Regions from separate parts of the Homo sapiens genome. Here regions 1, 3 and 4 are each linked to region 2. Evidence: chromatin loops called from intact Hi-C (ENCODE). Cell type or tissue: mammary epithelial cell. All regions are shown on one strand. Region 1 overlaps SUSD1 (sushi domain containing 1). Region 2 has its middle 19 kb from the start of HSDL2. Region 3 overlaps SNX30 (sorting nexin family member 30). Region 4 overlaps SUSD1 (sushi domain containing 1).

Region 1 (2,500 bases), 270 kb before region 2:
ACATTCATCTTGTGTCAGGTATTGTGCTGTTTCTCCATGTGCTTTAATCCATTTGGTCTTCACAACAAGCCCACGATATGGATATTGTTATTCCCATGTTCACAGTTAAGGCAACTGGGACACATAGAGGTGAAATAACTTGTCCGAAGTTACAGAGATAGTAAGTGGCAGATCTGGGATTTGAATTTAGATCATCTGACTCCAGAGGAACTGTGCCAAACTACTACCTATACTTCCTGTTAAAATAGGTTACGGGAATTCAGAAAGAAAGATACTTATCAGCTTGAAAGGTGGGAAGTGGAAATCATGGAAGAAAGAAATCTATGAACTCAAGAAAAGGGAGTGGGCTCCAGGTAGAAGAAATGGCATGAACAAAGACACGGAGGTGGAAAAGTTAGCACGTAATATATTACCGATCAGAGTTCCAATCATCAAAGATAATGGTGGCCCCTTAAATATAACTCACTACGCATCCTCCAAAATATTCTTCAGATCAGCAAGAAGATCAAATAAAACAACATATGCAGTAAGCCGAGATTGCACCACTGCATTCCAGCCTGGGTGACAGAGTGAGACCCTGTCTCAAAAATAAAATAAAATAAAACAACATAAAACAGAAGCTGTCATCATAAAAGGAAAATAGAAAACATTACAAACTTTAAATTACTGTTAAGGCCGGGTACAGTAGCTCACACCTGTAATCCCAATACTTTGAGAGGCCGAGGTGGAAGGATTGCTTGAGCCCAGGAGTTTCAGACCAGCCTTGGCAACATAGCAAGACCCGCCCCTCTCACCACCATCTCTACAAAAAATAAAAAAGTTAGCTGAGCATGGTGGCGGGAGCCTGTAGTACCAGCTACTCGAAAAGCTGAGGTGGAAAGATTGCTTGAGCCCAGGAGGTCAAAGCTGCAGTGAGATGTGTCCTGCCAGGCTGGGTGACAGAGCGAGACCTTGCCTCAAAAAAAAAAAAAAAAAAATCTGTTAAATAGAAAAATAAATATGAAATTCCAGCAAAATTATCTCTCAATCTCCCACAAGTCCTTGTGAAGAGTGAGGGGTGATAGAAGGGATGTGTGAAATAGAAAAGAGGGAAGCAAGGTGGCCCAGAGTAAGCTAGGTTCACTCCCAGCAAGAGAAACTCCACTCTAACTATGAAAAAAAGAAAGAAAGAAAGAGAGAGAGAGAGAAAAAAAGAAAGAAAGAAAGAAAGAAAGAGAGAGAGAGAGAGAGAGAGAGATCTGGTGTATAGACAGAGCACTGACTACAAGGAAAGGATTAAAAGTCCATGAGTTGTCAGGTAGTGGTAAGAAAACGGCATTGCTTCTGGGAAAGAAAAGGATAAAAGGGAAGGAATGGGTGTCCTTTGGAGACTAAGCAGTGGTGGGCAACAGAAGCGAGAGGGAAATGCAAGATCCTACAAGGCAAAAGAGAACCTAAAATGAGAAGAATACATGATTCATGCCCAGTCTTATCAAAACAAACAAACAAACAAACAAAAAAAACCTTTAAAGAAACTGCATTTCACTCAGTGACAGAAGAGGGCACTCTTAACCTAGAAATCTTGTTAACCATCCTAAACCAGCAATTCTGTCCTGGGAATTAACAGACAAAAGCAGTTTGTATTTTATATATATATACATATATAAAATATACATATATAATATACATATAAAATAAAAACAATGCAGCTTGTAAAAAGCTCTACATTTTTTTAAACCCACAAACTGGGGTGGAGGGGGAGTCCTATACATTAATAAACTGAAATAAGTATCCTCAAGCATTTGGGGATATGAAGAAAACTCCTTGAGTCAGAAATTTTAAAACTTCTTTTTTTCTTTTTTGAGATGAAGTCTCTTTCTGCTGCCCAGGCTGGAGTGCAGTGGCACGATCTCTGCTCACTGCAGCCTCTGCTCACTGAACCCTGCTGGGTTCAAGTGACTCTTCTGCCTCAGCCTCCTGAGTAGCTGGAATTACAGGTGTGCACCACCAAGCCTGGCTAATTTTTGTATCTTTAGTAGAGACGGGGTTTCACCATGTTGGCCAGGCTGGTCTTAACTCTTGACCTCAAGTGATCCGCTCACCTCGGCCTCCCAAAGTGCTGGGATTACAGGTATGAGCCACTGAGCCAGGCCTAGGAAATTTAAAACTTAAAACATAAATGGACACAAAAAATAGGGAGGAAATGAAACAGGTGACTAAGTTCAGGAAAAAATAATGAAAATACAAAATCACATTAGAAATAATAAAGACTAAATTTCATGGTGCCTAAAGAAGGGTAGATTGAATAAAAGGCATTGAAGAAATATAGGAAAACAACTGAAAATAATAAAAATGAGATCAAAAAGAAGTTAAAAGGGTCAAAAATAAAGTGAATGAAGTGGAATATAGGCAAAGATCCAACACATGTATAATTAAATTATCTGAAGAAGATAAACAAGCATGAAACAGAATTAGTGTTTAAAACTACAATTCAAGATAACTTTACAAGAATAAAGAGACC
Region 2 (2,500 bases):
GTGCAGTGATGCACTTACAGCTCACTGGAGCCTAAAACTCCTGGGCTCAAGCAGTGCTCCCACCTCAGCCTTCTAAGGACCTGGGACTACAAGCATGCACCACCACACCTGGCTTAATTTTTAAATTTTTTTTTGTAGAATCAGGGTGTCACTGTTGCCCAGGCTGGTCTCATACTCCTGGGCTCAAGTGATCCTCCCACCTTGGCTTCCTAAAGTGTTACGATTACAGGCATGAGGTACAGTTTCTGGCTCACAAGGATTTCTCAGGTGATTCTGAGACAGGGTGAGCTGTCTTGTGGGTAAAGGAAATGGAAATTTTTAAGAGATGTGGGACTCTCTCAAAGCCATTGAAATCATCTGCTCTGAGTCACATTATATTGTTGTTGGCCTCTGACCATCAATTTGTAACATTATTTTTCACTGGAGAAGCCTAAAACATCTTAAAACTCAAATGGAAAAATTTCAATGGCAAGTTATAATACGACTAACAGTAGGTTACGATCCATTAATGAGTCACCAAACTTATTTAGTAGGTTAGAATCAACTTTTTTTTTTTAACAAGGCAGACAAGATTCAAATAAAATAGAATAAAAACTTTGTACTGGGTCTGAATAAATAATTTATTTCCTTTTGTGGGTTGTGGTCAAGAAATTGGAAGGTTACTAAATTACACACTTTAAAAAATGGATTATTATGCAAGCTCAGGGTTAGGAGAGTCCTTATTTGATAACTTAAGCTTAAAGTTGTTGTCAGTGTCATATCCTTTAATATTTCAATTTGATCAGGCATTTTCAATCTCCTATATACTTGAAAATTACTTTTTAACATTGGAGAATTAAACTTCATAGACTTTATTTATTTATTTATTTTTTGTTTTTTTGAGACAGAGTCTCACTCTGTTGCCCAGGCTGGAGTGCAGTGGTGAGATCTTGGCTTACTGAAACCTCTGCCTCCTGGGTTCAAATGATTCTCTTGCCTCAGCCTCCCAAGTAGCTGGGATTACAGGCCTCCACCACCATACCTGGATAATTTTTTTGTATTTTTAGTAGATTCGGGGTTTCACCATGTTGGTCAGGCTGGTCTTGAACTCCTGACCTCAGGTGATCTGCCCATCTCGGCCTCCCAAAGTGCTGGGATTACAGGTGTAAGCCATGGCACCCAGCCTAAACTTCATAGACTTTAGAAGCCACAAAACAAGGGAAGATAACTTTGTCCATTTTATGGTAATTTTGAAAACGTTAATAATATAAAATGGATTGGAGTATCATATCCTGTTTTAATGATTCAAAGCATTATTTTCATTAAGACATTTAAATTTCTACCTTATTTTCCTTTTTTGAGAGCTATAGAAAACTTTGTTATTTTTGCCTTAACCCAAGTCAATTATTATATCACAATATTGTTAATAAATTAACATTTTGTGGCATTATACAATTTTGAATTTTAAAATAACAGTGCCACCTGGTGGTGACTCTAAACATGTTTTTATTTCTCTTCGGTATACATACCAAAAAGTGGAATTGCTCTTTTGACTGTGGACATTCGGGAACTAGCAAGTGTGTTTAACCTGAGAGACTGCCAAACTGTTTTTCAAAGCTACTGAACCATTTTATACTTCCACCAGTAACGTATGAGGGTTCTAATTTCTCCACATCCCATCCGACACTTGTTACTTTCCTTTTTTTTATTATAGTCAACCTAGTGGGTGTACAGTGGAATCTCATTGTGGTTTTGATTTGCATTTCCCTAAGTAATGCTATTGAGCATCTTTTCATGTGCTTGTTGCCATTAGTATATCTTCTTTAGAAAATTATCTATTTGGGGACAGGCATTGTGGCTCACACCTGTAATCCCAGCACTTTGGGAGGCTGAGGCAGGAGGATTGCTTGAGTTCAGGAGTTTGAGACCAGCCTAAGCAACATGGCATGACCCTGTCTCTACAAAAAGTATGAGTCTGTAGTCTCAGCTACTCAGGAGGCTGAGAGGGGAGGATAACTGAGAGGGAGAGGTTGAGGCTGCAGTGAGCCATGGTTGCACCTGAGCAACAAAGTAAGACCCTGTCTAGCAAAAGGAAAAGAAAAAATATCTATTCAAATCGTTGCCCATTTTTTAGTTGGGTTGTTCATTTTTCTGTAGCTGTTGTAAGAATTCTGTGTATATATTGGACACTGGAGCCTTATCAGGTATATGATTTATAAGTATTTTTTCTCATTCTCTAGGTTGTCTTTTCACTTTCTTGATAGTGTCCTGGGATGCACAAATTAATTATTTTAATTCTTATGAAGTTCAATGTATCTTCTTTTTTTTCCCTTCTGTGGCTTGTGCTTTTGGTGTCATATTTAAGAATCCATTGTCAAATCCAAGGTCATGAAGATTTACCCTTATGTTTTCTTTCAAGAGCTTTATAATTTTAGCTCCTACATTTAAGGTCTTTGATCCATTTGGGGTTGATTTTTAGAGCCATCTCTTACTCACCATCATGGCCACCATCAGACCCCTC
Region 3 (2,500 bases), 430 kb after region 2:
GTTATTCACAGCACAACCTTTTAATTTACAATCATACATAGACACAAGTTCTAAATAGTTATTGCCTGTTCCCTTTTTCCATTTTCCTCTTTTTTTATTTTTTATTGAGACAGCATCTCTCTCCGTCGCCCAGCCTGGAGTACAATGGTGCGATCTCTGCTCACTGCAACCTCTGCCTCCTAGGTTCAAGCAATTCTCATGCCTCAGCCTCCTGAGTAGCTGTGACTACAGGCTTGAGCCACCACGCCTGGCTAACTTTTTGTATTTTTACTAGAGACAGGGTTTCCCCATGCTGCTCAGGCTGGTCTTGAGCTCCTGGGCTCAAGCAATCCACCTGCCTCGGTCTCCCAAAGTGCTGGGATTATAGGTTTGAGGCCACTACACCTGGGCCATTTTCCTTTTTCTATATTGTTCAGATTTCCTAAGTTTTAGTTTATCTGATTCATCTTTCAGAAGAATTAAATTTTGCTTTTGTTTATAACTTTTGTTCTTTTCTGTTTTAATTTATGCTTTCATTTTTAGATTCTCTTTCCACTTTCTTTAGGCTTTTTTTTTTCTTTTTCTTTTAATGGGAACACAGAGTAAGTCTGGCCTAAAGGGTTCTGTTTTATGGGCTTCATCTTTTTCAAATGCATGTTTATCTGTTATTGAGGACTCTTGCTTTTTTTGTGTTTTGGTTTTCTTAGGTCTGAGTGATGAGCTAATGCCATTTTGAGTTGTTTTTATGGTTTACTTGCCTCTGATGAGATAATAATTCAGACCTGCTATTTGCCCCCATCAGAACAAGTGGATTATATTGGATCCTCTGTGTTTCTACTTGATGTTGTTAGCATTGTCTTAGATCCATAGATTACTAGTTATCTGTCAGATGGGAAAGAAGCCTGGCTTTCTCTGTGTTTTAGCTGCTCCCCCCATCTCAGTAGAGCTCAGTCCCCCCAGCATTTGCAGTCTGGCCTGCTTTGGGCTTGTTGGACACACCCCAGGGCAGCCAACCCAGATGCCTTCATGTTCCTATGAGCTGCTGCTTCCATCTCTACCCATCATGCGGGGGGAGAAGGCCATGTGGGCGGGGTGCCCTCTGCTGGTGGCCCACACTTGGTGTATTTGCCTGTGCTTGGCATCCCCTTGGTCACAGTCACAGCAGCCAACTCCTTGGTGGTCCTGGATTGCCCCACTGCCAAACCTTCCATGTCCTCTACTCCCCACTGACAATCACACTTTCAAATTAGCGTGCGTGTAAAGGGGGTTCAAGGACATTTTCTACTTATTAAGTAACCTCAATAACCTGAAGTAACTTCGGTGACATGGGTTAGATTCCTCTGGGTTCTTTTTTCAGTTGTGGCCCAGGTAGAACCAGTAGACAGCCTTTGAGACCTTTGGCATTTGGATGGCACCCTTTCCTCATTTCCAGTATTGATATGACTCCAGTCACTGTTTTTCTTGTTCTTTTTACCTCCACTGTTTTTTGTTTTTTTTTTTTTCTTTCATTCTCTAGGTTAAATTAGTATCTGGAGGGTGGAAAAAGGGAGAACGCAGAGGCTTGTGTTCAACTCACTGAGTTTATCTAGAGGTCTAGCTTTCTAATTTTTTAAACAAGTGTGTCACATTACACATACAAACATGACCGCTTCCTGGTTATTGAGCCTTTGGGATTTTTCTAGGTTTCACTCTGTGTTCTTTGTATCATGAACATCTTTGAACAGAACATTTTTGAGATTATCCCTTTGAGTTTATTCTCCAAAGTGGGCTTAGCTTTAGTTTTACAACAAAATCAACAATCAAGAATATTCAGTTTGTATAGAACACATTCATTCATTTTTTTTCTTTTTTTTTGAGATGGAGTCTTGCTCTTGTCGCATAGGTTGGAGTGCAGTGGCGTGATCTCAGGTCACTGCACCCGCCGCCTCCCAAGTTCAAGCAGTTCTCCTGCCTCAGCCTCCTGAGTAGCGGGGATTACAGACGTGTGCCAACACCCCTGGCTAATTTTTGTATTTTTAGTAGAGATGGGGTTTTACCATGTTGGTCAGGTTGGTCTTGAACTCCTGACCTCGTGATCCACCCGCCTCGACCTCCCAAAGTGCTGGGATTACAGGTGTGAGCCACTGCGCGTGGCCAACACATTCTTTAAGCATCTGCTGTGTACCTGGCACGAGGGGGGTAAATTAAGAAAAGTAATATGCAGTCTGTGTATTCAGAGAGCCATCATTTTACCCTTAACGTAAAGATGCCTTGAGAGGCTTTGTCAGGCTCCTCTGAGACTAGATCATTCACTTGCCCATATTCCTCCAATAGAATCAAAAAGAGAAATTAGATTGTTTTAGCATAACTTATTTTTATTAAAACTATATTGGCTCCTAGTCTATACCACTCTCTTCATAAATCATATGTTTAATGTAATATAAAATTTTGCCAGTGATTTATGTTAATTTAATATTCTGTCTTGTGGCTGGCTGACCATAATGGTGTATCTTAAAATTGAAATTCTTTGAACCAGAGGAGT
Region 4 (2,500 bases), 260 kb before region 2:
GGATTTATTTATTCTTATTTCTTTATCTGAGGAGATCTTGCTCTATTGCCCAGGCTGAAGTGCAGTGGCGCAATCTCGGCTCCCTGCAGCCTCAACCTCCTAGACTCAAGAGATTCTCCCACCTCAGCCTCCCAAGTAGCTGGGACCACAGGCTTATGCCACCACACCCAGCTAATTTTTGTATTGTTTATAGAGACAGAGTTTCACTATGTTGCCCAGGCTGGTCTCAAACTCCTGAGCTCAAGCAATCCACCCGCCTTGGCCTCCCATAGTGCTGGAATTAGACGTGAGCTACTGCACCCAGCTAGATTTTATTTATAGATTTTTATTTCTCTAAGAATTTAATAATTGGAGGGAATTCATATTCAATTTGCGAGCATTACTATGCAGCTGAAAATGTGTTGGGGGGTAGGTTTATGATGTCATGAGGTGCTCCTTGTGCAAACTCTGCTGATACAGACAGGACAAGGTGCCAGGCTCAATCTGATAAAAAAAATAGGATAAAAACTGAAGCCAGACACGGTGGCTCACACTTGTAATCCCAGCACTTTGGGAGGCTGAATTGGAAGACCTCACTTGAGGTCAGGAGTTCGAGAACAGCCTGGCCAACATGGTGAAACCCTGTATCTACTAAAAATACAAAAATTAGCTGGGCATGGTGGTATGCGCCTGTAGTCCCAGCTACTCAAGAGGCTGAGGCAGGAGGATCACTTGAGCCCAGGAGGTGGAGGTTACAGTGAGCCAAGATGGCACCTGGCCCTCCAGCCTGGGTGACAGAGCGAGACTCCATCTCAAAAAAAAAAAATTAATTTTCAGCCTCAGGTGCTACGTGGCTCTCATGAGTGTCTAACACATTTCAGAGTCTTTTTTTTTTTTTTTTTTTTGAGATGGAGTTTGGCTCTTGTTGCCCAAGCTAGAGTGCAATGGCGCAATCTCGGCTCACTGCAACCTCTGCCTCCCGGGTTCAGTGATTCTCTTGCCTCAGCCTCCCGAGTAGCTGGGATTACAGGCACACACCACCATGCCCAGCTAATTTTTTGTATTTTTGGTAGAATCAGGGTTTCATCATGTTAGCCAGGCTAGTCTCGAACTCCTGACCTCAGGTGATCTGCCAGCCTCGGCCTCCCAAAGTGCTGGGATTACAGTCGTGAGCCACCGCACCCGGCCCAGAGTCTTCTAAATGCAAAGGCCAAACTGCCCACCCTGACCCACAAAGAGCAGAGGTGAATATCACAGAGCGGCTTCAGGGAGGTAGCAGCAGGACCTACCCTCTTCTGCTGCTTTCCTTCAAAGGGGTAGCCTCTTCTGGTTGCCCGTAAATTTGTCTGATAAACCCACAGGATTAAAGAACAAAAGAAATAGTAGTGATGGCTGCACCACAGCCATCCCACTAGGGGGAGCTGTGGAGTTAATACAGCTGGCACCTATGTGGCTTCCTCAAAAGACTGCAAGGGAAGAATTTCTAAGGAGCCTGACCTTAATCAGGCCTCTGTTCTCTATGTCAAGTTAATTTGCTTATGCGTGGCCTAGTCCTGAGGCTGTATTGCCTGCCAGTGCCTGACACTGTGGGACCCACGTTTCTGGTCTCCTGGAAGTTCGTTCTACTTGCCGATAATGAATACCCTTAGGGTTCAGTTGTCTTAAATTTGGGGTGAGAGATAAAATGCTTTATGGAATTCTCAACTTAGGACTCCCAGGGAGCTCTGAATAAATCAGTCTATCCTTGGTCTGTGCCCTCTATGAGCCAGTACCCTTCAGGGAAGGGGATAAGTGGTAAGATTCAGGCATCCTGAACCCCAGACGCAGCTAACAAAGTTTGTTAGAACTGGAACCCCTGTCTCTTGACTCCCAAACTAGCACTCTTATGCCCGCCCACACTGCTCAATTCACATAGGTAATTTGTCCTGAGGCACAAAAAAGAAAGACGTCTACACCCACCTGCTGGGGGAGTTGCTATTGTTATTTGCACTGAGTGCCGCTTAGGAGATCTCAGCAGGGTCACATTCACCGTATAATCAGTCGTAGGGTACAGATCCAAACACACTACAGGCACTTGTTCCCTCGTTGTGAAGTTAAACGATGTTGCATGAGAAAAGTTAGCCAGATACCACCTCTGACCCAGAACGGTAAACTGTCATGAGATTAAAAGAAAGTGTTACATTAGATTTTCCATTGACTAACAGGTGCCTAGACTATTAGCAAAATGGAGTTAAAACAAGAAAGTTCCTTTTATTTATCCTTGCCCACTTAGAATTACTTTTAAGACAATAGCAAGCTAACCTGAGGAAGGACTTGACAAAGCTACCTTACCTGTCCTCACAATCAGGTATAGGACCAAGCTTAATATGCATAACTACATCTCAGATGAAGAAAATATTAGTCTATTCCAAAATAATCCCTTGATTATAACGCAAGTGAAAGAGATTACATTGGAGCTAATGGGCAAAATTATTTTTTTTCCTCCTTCCCTTCTGAATACTTCGTTCTCTCTCTCTCTCTC

What was found. Hi-C counts contacts between places; a loop is a spot of excess contacts. Peaks named below come from ENCODE experiments on the same cell type or tissue, not always from the same donor. Only the 100,000 strongest peaks of a DNase experiment are listed, where the experiment ranks them.
Region 1: it touches region 2 in a loop (10-fold over the local background); 101 of 110 quality-filtered maps call a loop at or near these places.
Region 3: it touches region 2 in a loop (4-fold over the local background); 9 of 110 quality-filtered maps call a loop at or near these places.
Region 4: a loop joins it to region 2, with 9 times the contacts of the local background. A loop is called at or near these places in 101 of 110 quality-filtered maps.

What each region holds. Positions count from the first base shown.
Region 1 is chr9:112,085,349-112,087,848 of GRCh38, forward strand. The region is part of intron 10 of SUSD1 (sushi domain containing 1); the gene reads right to left. Among named protein-coding and RNA genes, the nearest start is that of LINC02977, 46 kb to the left of the region's middle. In mammary epithelial cell, a CTCF peak has its summit at 1,537 (motif pointing right); no DNase peak of the experiment used is centred here.
Region 2 is chr9:112,360,235-112,362,734 of GRCh38, forward strand. It overlaps a transcript of PTBP3 not described here and the pseudogene RPL32P22. Among named protein-coding and RNA genes, the nearest start is that of HSDL2, 19 kb to the right of the region's middle. In mammary epithelial cell, a CTCF peak has its summit at 1,486 (motif pointing left); a DNase peak (open chromatin) is centred at 297; H3K27ac peaks cover 851 bases.
Region 3 is chr9:112,792,337-112,794,836 of GRCh38, forward strand. All of the region lies in intron 1 of SNX30 (sorting nexin family member 30), which reads left to right. Among named protein-coding and RNA genes, the nearest start is that of SNX30, 43 kb to the left of the region's middle. In mammary epithelial cell, a CTCF peak has its summit at 1,085 (motif pointing left); no DNase peak of the experiment used is centred here.
Region 4 is chr9:112,096,532-112,099,031 of GRCh38, forward strand. SUSD1 (sushi domain containing 1) reads right to left here. Exons shown (of 17, transcript NM_022486.5): 10 at 1,939-2,131. Among named protein-coding and RNA genes, the nearest start is that of LINC02977, 57 kb to the left of the region's middle. RefSeq lists enhancers at 1,202-2,121, 2,122-2,500 and a silencer at 1,361-1,480. In mammary epithelial cell, a CTCF peak has its summit at 1,398 (motif pointing right); a DNase peak (open chromatin) is centred at 1,410.